2 separate regions of the Homo sapiens genome follow, and region 1 is linked to region 2. The links are chromatin contacts, found by Hi-C in ENCODE. All regions are on one chromosome and are shown on one strand. Each heading gives the region's core, a stretch centred on a gene start or an enhancer-like site at or near the end of the contact. The rest is flanking DNA. Distances are from core to core; before and after follow the strand shown. Region 1 overlaps CUL1 (cullin 1). Region 2 overlaps CNTNAP2 (contactin associated protein 2).

Region 1 (3,613 bases), core at 183-2,682, 510 kb before region 2:
TGACCTACCTCTAACAAGAGTAACGGACTGCATTGCACACACTTTGAGAATTATATTAAGCTCTATTTTGTGTCTCATATCCTTATTTTGCTATTCTCCGATTTATTTAATTTATCTTATTTTATTTCACGTATTGTGTGAGCAGCCCCAAGTCCTTTTCGGAGCAATGGGAAGTGTAACTAAGATGTAAGTATACTGATAAGGTGTCATAATAAGCTCTGAGGACACAAAACTGGATAGAGCCATCTCTGCTACAATAGAGGGACGTTCACACGGACATCTAAAGCATAAAGCAGTGTCACATAAACAGTCCAATGTGCCATTATTTCAAGGGGGAGATGCTACCATTCCAAGGTGACTGAGAAAACTTTTGAGCTGGGTTTTGAGAGATAAATAGGTATTTCACAGGTAGAAAAAAGAAGGACTGTCTCTAAGAAGAGAAGACAGAAGAACTAGGAAAGCAGAGTGAGGCAAATTTACACAATGGTGAGTTCCAGCTGAGAAGACACACGCAGCGGGGTCAAGAGTCGTGCAGCCGAGACGGCAGCCCTGCAGCAGACGGCCTTCACCATTATCATCCACAGATCCTCGCTGGGTAAGAGGCTAGGCCCGAAACCACAGAGCATAAAACTATAATGAGGCGTGAGCTTCGCTCTCAAGGGCTGTACCACCCATGGTGCAGTGACAGGAAGCACAGGAAGTTATAACCACATGTACACTTGTAATGAGAGTTTTACAAATAGGGCTTAGGATAGAAGAGTTAAGGTCAGCTCTTTCTAGAAGGGAGGATTTGAGCTGGCCTTAAAAGCAGGACTAAGACAAGCAGAAGGTAAGGATGACTGTGTTATAAGTAGAGACATTAGCCAGAGTTTTGGGGTAGGGGAATGATATTATAATAGTTTCACTGGAAGACAGGGTTCATGAAAATGTGGGCTAATTAGAGGATTTTGATTTAGTGTAATATTATGATTTATATTATCACAAGGAAGGGCTTTATTCTGCTTTGTTTAAAACAAAGGATGAAAAGAACACAGAGTAAAATTATAAATGTATTAAGTGGTATTTCTGAAAGACGAAACTGCTAATTATCATGAGGGATGAATGGGAATGGGAGAGATGTGGGGCCATTTGGGAGGTGCAGTGATAAACGAAGCCCAGATTAAGATGGTAGCCTTGGGACTGGAGAGAAAATGCATAGAAAACAGTAAGAGCCAAGGGAGGAGGAATTCCCATGCTCCACTGACTCATCCCAGAAGACAGAGGAGGAGACAGCTTGCTACCGAGACAGGCAGGCTGCTTACTGCTTTGAGGAGGATTCTGAGGCTACGTCCAGACCCTGCAGGAAATTATACCCTATTAGATTACTAATGCTTATGATGAACAAGGCATGAGGGCAGGGTGACTCATGCTACACAGCTGCCACCTCTGTGCTAAGGAATGGAGAAGAGGTGAGTTTCAAATGAACCTGCAATGTAGGCACTAAACTAGGCAGATGAGGTCACGGAGATGTGACAAGGACAAAGGCAAGGCATTCTAATTCAGAGTTCTTGACATCACGTCTACTACAGGAATGCCCTAAATGCTTGCTAAAGAAATGAAACAACGATTTCAGTTTGATCTGCAAAATTTGTTTGCCCTTTGATTTGAAACACTGACCACATCATGCAGCTAAAAATACTCCTCAATTTGGGATAATGTTTCAATAAGCCCATCATAAACTGAATGTGTGGGTTTTTTTTTTTGTTTTTTTTTTGAGACGGAGTCTCTCTCTGTCACCCAGGCTGGAGTGCAGCAGTGCAATCTTGGCTCACTGCAACCTCCGACTTCCAGGTTCAAGTGATTCTCCTGCCTCAGCCTCTGGAGTAGCTGGGATTACAGGTGCCTGCTAACACGCCCGGCTAATTTTTGTATTTTTAGTAGAGACGGGGTTTCGCCATGTTGGCCAGGCTGGTCTTGAACTCTTGGTCTCAGGTGATCTGCCTGCCTTGGCCTCCCAAAGTTCTGGGATTACAGGTGTGAGCCACTGCGCCCGGACCTGAATGTGTGACAGTATTTTCAATGTACGATGAGTTTATTGAAAGTATCATAAATGCCTATTGTTTTCATGCCATTTTAAAGTCAAAAAAATCATTAAGGTGAGCCATTCTAAGCAGGAGACTGTTTGCAGTTGCTTTGGTCAAATAAGAAAAATTAAGAGCCTAGCACAGGGCCAGGCACACACAGTGGGCATTCAATTCTTTTTAAAATGACCACGTGAAGGAATGGTCTCTGCTTTGAAGATGCTCCCCTTCAAGCCTCACTAAGTGAATGGAGGCCATCACCTTCTATATTTTAATATAGACTATTTTTTGATACATTCCCAACCTGTTCCTGGGCCAGCAATCATGCATGGGGTTACTTGCCTATTAAACAAGCCATTTCTCCTATCCCTTGCTCAGCTCGAAACCAGTTTGAAATCTCATCCTTGAATATTTGTGTGCAAGGTTCCCAAAGTCCTCCTGGTGCCCCAGTGCAATAGGCTAATTGATCGCCTCACATATCAGTTGAGCACAAATGCCCTTGATCACGAGGCTCTCTGAAGGCTGGAGAGAACGCTTCCAAACAGAGTGGAATCCTGACGGACAGTCCCCTCCCCACTCCGAGGTTCGGAGGGCTCTCTCTTCAGTTTCACGTCACTGAGGGCTGCCAGCTTTTAGGTGGCGAGAGGGAGATGCCATGAGGGAAATTCCCCTTCAGCCAGTTTTCCAGAAATAGCCTTTAATGTTTAAATTGGTTTTAACTAGGGAAAAGATATGCCTTAAGAAAAATTCATAAGTAGGTTCTAAAACTTCGAACACAAAAAATATTTGACTTACATGATAAACTGGAAACCTCTACGAATTTCAGTCTAGGCCAGGTATTAGCAGTAAAGCTGGTTTTCTAACCAAATTAGTGGTATAAAAGGATTAGCCAGATAAAAAACTTTTTTTTGGCCTCTCAAAGGAGTTTATTTCATCAAGAACAGCTTCAGTGTAACATATATAGTGTTCTAGTCCAGAGAAAGACACGGGACTGATATTACACATTTTTGCACTTAAAAAAAATCACTTAGGTAGTGCCTTCTATGGCATTTAATATGCTAATTATAAATGATTCTCGTACACTATGATTCAACTTAATTAGGCAAAAATTTTTAAACTTTAAAAATTGTGTTCTCAAGGTAATTAAATCCCACTTAAAATCATGTACAATGATTCTAACTTTTACTAACCTTTTTTTCTCCTGATTTTTCATAATCAGTGGGTTTTTGAAAATAATTATGGTTGGGTTACAATGTGTCTTTTACATTTACCACATAAATGATAAAAACTAAAACCTATTTAAAAGTATTTGTTTTTTAGCAGCTGTGTTTCTTTCTTACAATAAGTAATCAAGCACCTACTGTGTGCCAGGCTATGGCCCGGGCACCCACGCTCCCCCTGAGCTTCAATTCTGTGGGCTTTCCCAGAGATGGCGAATGGAGGTGGCAAGTGTGAGCCCAGAGCAGGGAAGGGCACGAGGAACCCATGCACCAGACAGACAGCATTCCAACAGAAGGAGCCAAACGGCAAGTTTACAAATAAGAATAAAACTG
Region 2 (3,818 bases), core at 781-3,280:
GGAGATATGGTGGGCGGAATCATGCCTCCCAAAGATAACATCCTAATTCTCAGGACCTGAGAGCGCGTCACCTTCCTTGGCAAGAGGGGCTTTACAGATGTGATTAAGATAATAGGGGAATTCTCCTGGATTCCCTGGGTGGGTCTCAGGTCCCCACCAGGGTCTTTATAGGAGGGAGGCAAGAGGGTCGCAGTGGAGAGAAGATGTGACAACGGAAGCAGAAGTTAGAGTGACGTGAGGAAGGGCCCAAGGAACGCAGGAGACTCTTAGAAGCTGAGAAAGGCAAGGAAACAGATTCTCCTCTCAGAGCCTGCGGAAGGCACCAGCCTTTCTGATTGACTTCAGCCGTTTGCGCTGACTTTGCACTTCTGGCCTCTGGAACTGTGAGATAGTAAATGCATGTTGTTTTAAGTCCTTAAGTTTGTGGCAATTTGTTACAGCAACACTGGGAAACTAATACAAGAAATTAAAAAATAACAGACCTTGTACAACCCAAAACCAAAACATCTCTTTCTCCCGGCAATTTCTTCAATAACAACGTTAGTGTTCTCCATTCTTCCTGCCTCCCAGATGAAATGCATTAAGAGGCCCAATAACTGAATTAGCCCTGCTTTTCTGAGAGCACCCAGTTGATTAGAGACACCTGCTTCCTTGAACCCTCCCCACCATAAGCCTGATTCCTAAAATAAGCCCTTCCTGACTCTTAGAGCCACCCCGTCATTCTCTAAGGTATATGGGTCCCTTTGCGTCAATTATCAATCAACTCGTTGCTTCCTGGCTCCCAATGCACCCTTCAATATAAGCTCTATGATAAACAATGGAATTCCTTAAAGATTTTGCTTTTAAGGTGAGCACAATGTCAAGCTTTCTCAGTAGCGTGCTCTGGAGGGACACTGCAAGAGGAAGGGGCTTACTGCAATTTCCAGCACAGGCTCGAGGAGGGGGATAGCAGAGGCTCTGCCCAGAGTGCGAGGACATGAGGTGAAGCCTGTCTGAGTCGCAGGCCTTTTAAGAGAACCCTCTGTGACCCTAGCGTCTCAGCCATGGCAACCTGCCCACAGACCTCTGGACGTGTGTCTGAACCGCCCTGGTAGCCCCTCACTCTCACCCCCACCGCCATTGCTATTGCCTGCTCCCCCACCTGCACTCCAGAGGGCAGCCAGCCTGTCGCTCCCCCAGCAATTCCGGACCAGCTCCAGCTTGGCTAAGCAGGGGTCTCTGCTCTCTGCCAGGCAGACACACCTTCTCCAGCAAGGTCCTGAAGGGCTTCAGAACACGCCACCTCCAGATATGCTGGCTTGAGATGGGGACAATTTTGAGCTAAAGGCACTTGAAAAACAACAGATGCGTTGGGCGTGGTGGCTCACGCCTATAATCCCAGCACTTTGGGGGGCAAAGTGGGCGGATCACCTGTGGTCAGGAGTTCGAGACCAGCCTGGCCAACATGGTGAAACCCCATCTCTACTAAAAGACAAAAATTAGCCGGGCATGGTGGTGCACGCCTGTGGTCCCAGCTACTTGAGAGGCTGAAGCAGGAGACTCGCTTGAACCCGGGAGGCAGAGGTTGCAGTGAGCCGAGATGGTGCCACTGCACTCCAGCCTGGGTGAGAGTGAGACTCCATCTCAAAGAAAAAAAGAAAAACAACAGATGCACAAAGGACACTCTGACCTCCCCTTTTCTTCCTGAAAGCAGGAGATGAAACTTTCATATGGAAGATGGCTTCTCTCTACCAGGAAGAAAAGAACATTCTTCTCTCCAGAGGCGGGGAGTTGAGGCCGAGGGAAATCGGTACAAACAAAAAGTGTTTTGACAGTTAAAAAGCTCTTGTTAAAATAACCCTTGTCTTTAGTATCTCCATATAGTTAGTTACTTTTTCAAAATTACTACTTTTTGTTCACCCTGTTGCATAAGCACTTAGGCCTGGCTGCTTTTGGATCTTGGTGTCCTGTGAAGGCCCTCACATGCCTGTAAACATTGGCTTGCGTTTCCTCTGTTAGTCTCTCCTACGTCAACTTAACTCTCAGGCCCAGCTGGAGACTGTCAGAGGAGACAGGGGCAGCTTTGCCTCCATTACGGTCAGACACCCACCGAGGTTGTCCCTGGATGGGCTCCCTCAGCCCTAGGGGGCCACTAGGAAACTGCACGGATTTCCTTACATCTTGGAGTTGCTGTTTGCCATAGTTAATGCTTCTATTTATCACCCCATTTTAACCGACTGTGGTTTCCAGCTCCCGTTTGACTCAAACTGCTAAGCCCTCACTGCAACAAGGGATAAACCCAACTTTGTCCAACTGCAGATATAGTTCTGGTCTTGGCTGGTGGGATTCAATAGTAGGAAAAAGGAGGAAGCACATATTGAGCAACTGCTGTGTACAAGGCTTTGTGCTGATCTTTTAATATGTATTGTCTTATTGAATAGATATTAGATAGGTATGATCTCGTATCTTTGATATTATAAAGTGTCCAGTCACAGAGTAAGTACCAAGGCTGGCACTCTGACTCCAGAGACAAAACGGTGAGCTGCAGGCCACAGTCTCTTGAACTAGCCCAGTCACCTCAATTAGGAGAGGGAGAGGATCAGCTACATTTTAAATATTTACATTTAAAAGAGAAAATACTTTAAATCAGATATAGCGAGAAAAGCTTAACATGAAAAGCCTAAGGAAATGACATATTATATGATTTCACTCGTATTGCCAGGTGGCCACCTCTTTTCAAATGAACCCTGGTGCATTTGCCACGGTTAAGTGTAATAATTTCAAGGTAATTTCTTTGGGGTCCAAGTGAGCTCTTTTGTAGAAATGTATTTTGCTGTACATTTAGCTGGTGGTCATTTCACTGGCAGTTAAGAGGCGATAAGAGATTGTGTAATAGAGGCTCATTAAAATTAAAGACTGTGACTCCATGTACCCCAGGACAACCTTGAGTGAACACTAACTTGTTCAACATTTGCCATGAAGCCATTAGAAGCATACTGATTTAGGCAGGACCTTGTGTCTTACACGTGGAGCTTAAAGCTTTAACGTCTATTCAGGTATTATTTTGCAATATCCATTCATTTCCATTTTTAAGCCACAGTTTGCGTTGGCAGAGTTTGAAGGGATTTCATCAGCCGTTTACGCTTTGGGGATGCAGTGGAGAAGCTAAAGAAGAAATACCTAAATGGCGTGGGTTCTCCTGGACCGGTGGAGGGGCCGGGCCCCATCTCCTGAGATGAAGGACACAATTTCAAGGCAGATCCCGCTTTTTCCATGGCCTAGACAAAGGCCTAGGATTTCTTGCTGTTTTTCCTAATCGTTAATTTTAGGGAATACTTGGAATTAGCTCAGCGATATTGAATTTAGAATATATCATCTTTTTTCTTCAAAATATCATTTTATTCCCAATAAAGTGATTATGGAGAGATTGGCTTTAGGTGTATGACTAAGGAGTTTCTTTTTTTTTTTTTTGAGGCAGGGTCTTATTCTGTCATCCAGGCTAGAGTGCAGTGGCGCAGTCACAGCTCACTGCAGACTCCACTTCTCAGGCTCAAGTGATCCTTCCACCTTAGCCTACCGAGTAGCTGGGACCACAGGTGCATACCACCATGCCTGGCTTTTTTTTTTTTTTTTTTTTTTTTTTTTTTAAGACGGAGTTTTGCTTTTGTTGCCCAAGCTGAAGTGCAGTGGTGTGATCTTGGCTCACTGCAACCTCTGCCTCCCAAGTTCTGGTTCAAGCAGTTCTGCTGCAGTCTCCCAAGTAGCTGGGATTACAGGCACATGCCACCATGCCCAGCTAATTTTTGTATTTTTAGTAGAGATGGGGTTTCACCATGTTG

Evidence for each region. Hi-C counts contacts between places; a loop is a spot of excess contacts on that map. Pooled maps may share reads with other maps.
Region 1: a loop to region 2 is called in a map with no recorded cell type, with 2.8 times the contacts of the local background. The contact joins two enhancer-like sites. A Hi-C loop is called at or near these places in 1 of 168 maps with a recorded cell type or tissue (GM12878), 1 of 37 single-sample maps with no recorded cell type and 6 of 50 pooled maps.

Annotation. Positions count from the first base shown.
Region 1 is chr7:148,770,555-148,774,167 of GRCh38, reverse strand. All of the region lies in intron 9 of CUL1 (cullin 1), which reads right to left. Among named protein-coding and RNA genes, the nearest start is that of CUL1, 73 kb to the right of the region's middle. RefSeq lists enhancers at 447-496, 817-2,016. Within about 2 kb of position 1,432, at least 6 of the 41 ENCODE cell types and tissues checked have a DNase peak (open chromatin) inside an H3K27ac peak, as active enhancers do.
Region 2 is chr7:148,258,988-148,262,805 of GRCh38, reverse strand. The region is part of intron 20 of CNTNAP2 (contactin associated protein 2); the gene reads right to left. Among named protein-coding and RNA genes, the nearest start is that of C7orf33, 330 kb to the left of the region's middle. RefSeq lists a silencer at 1-9. Within about 2 kb of position 2,030, at least 3 of the 41 ENCODE cell types and tissues checked have a DNase peak (open chromatin) inside an H3K27ac peak, as active enhancers do.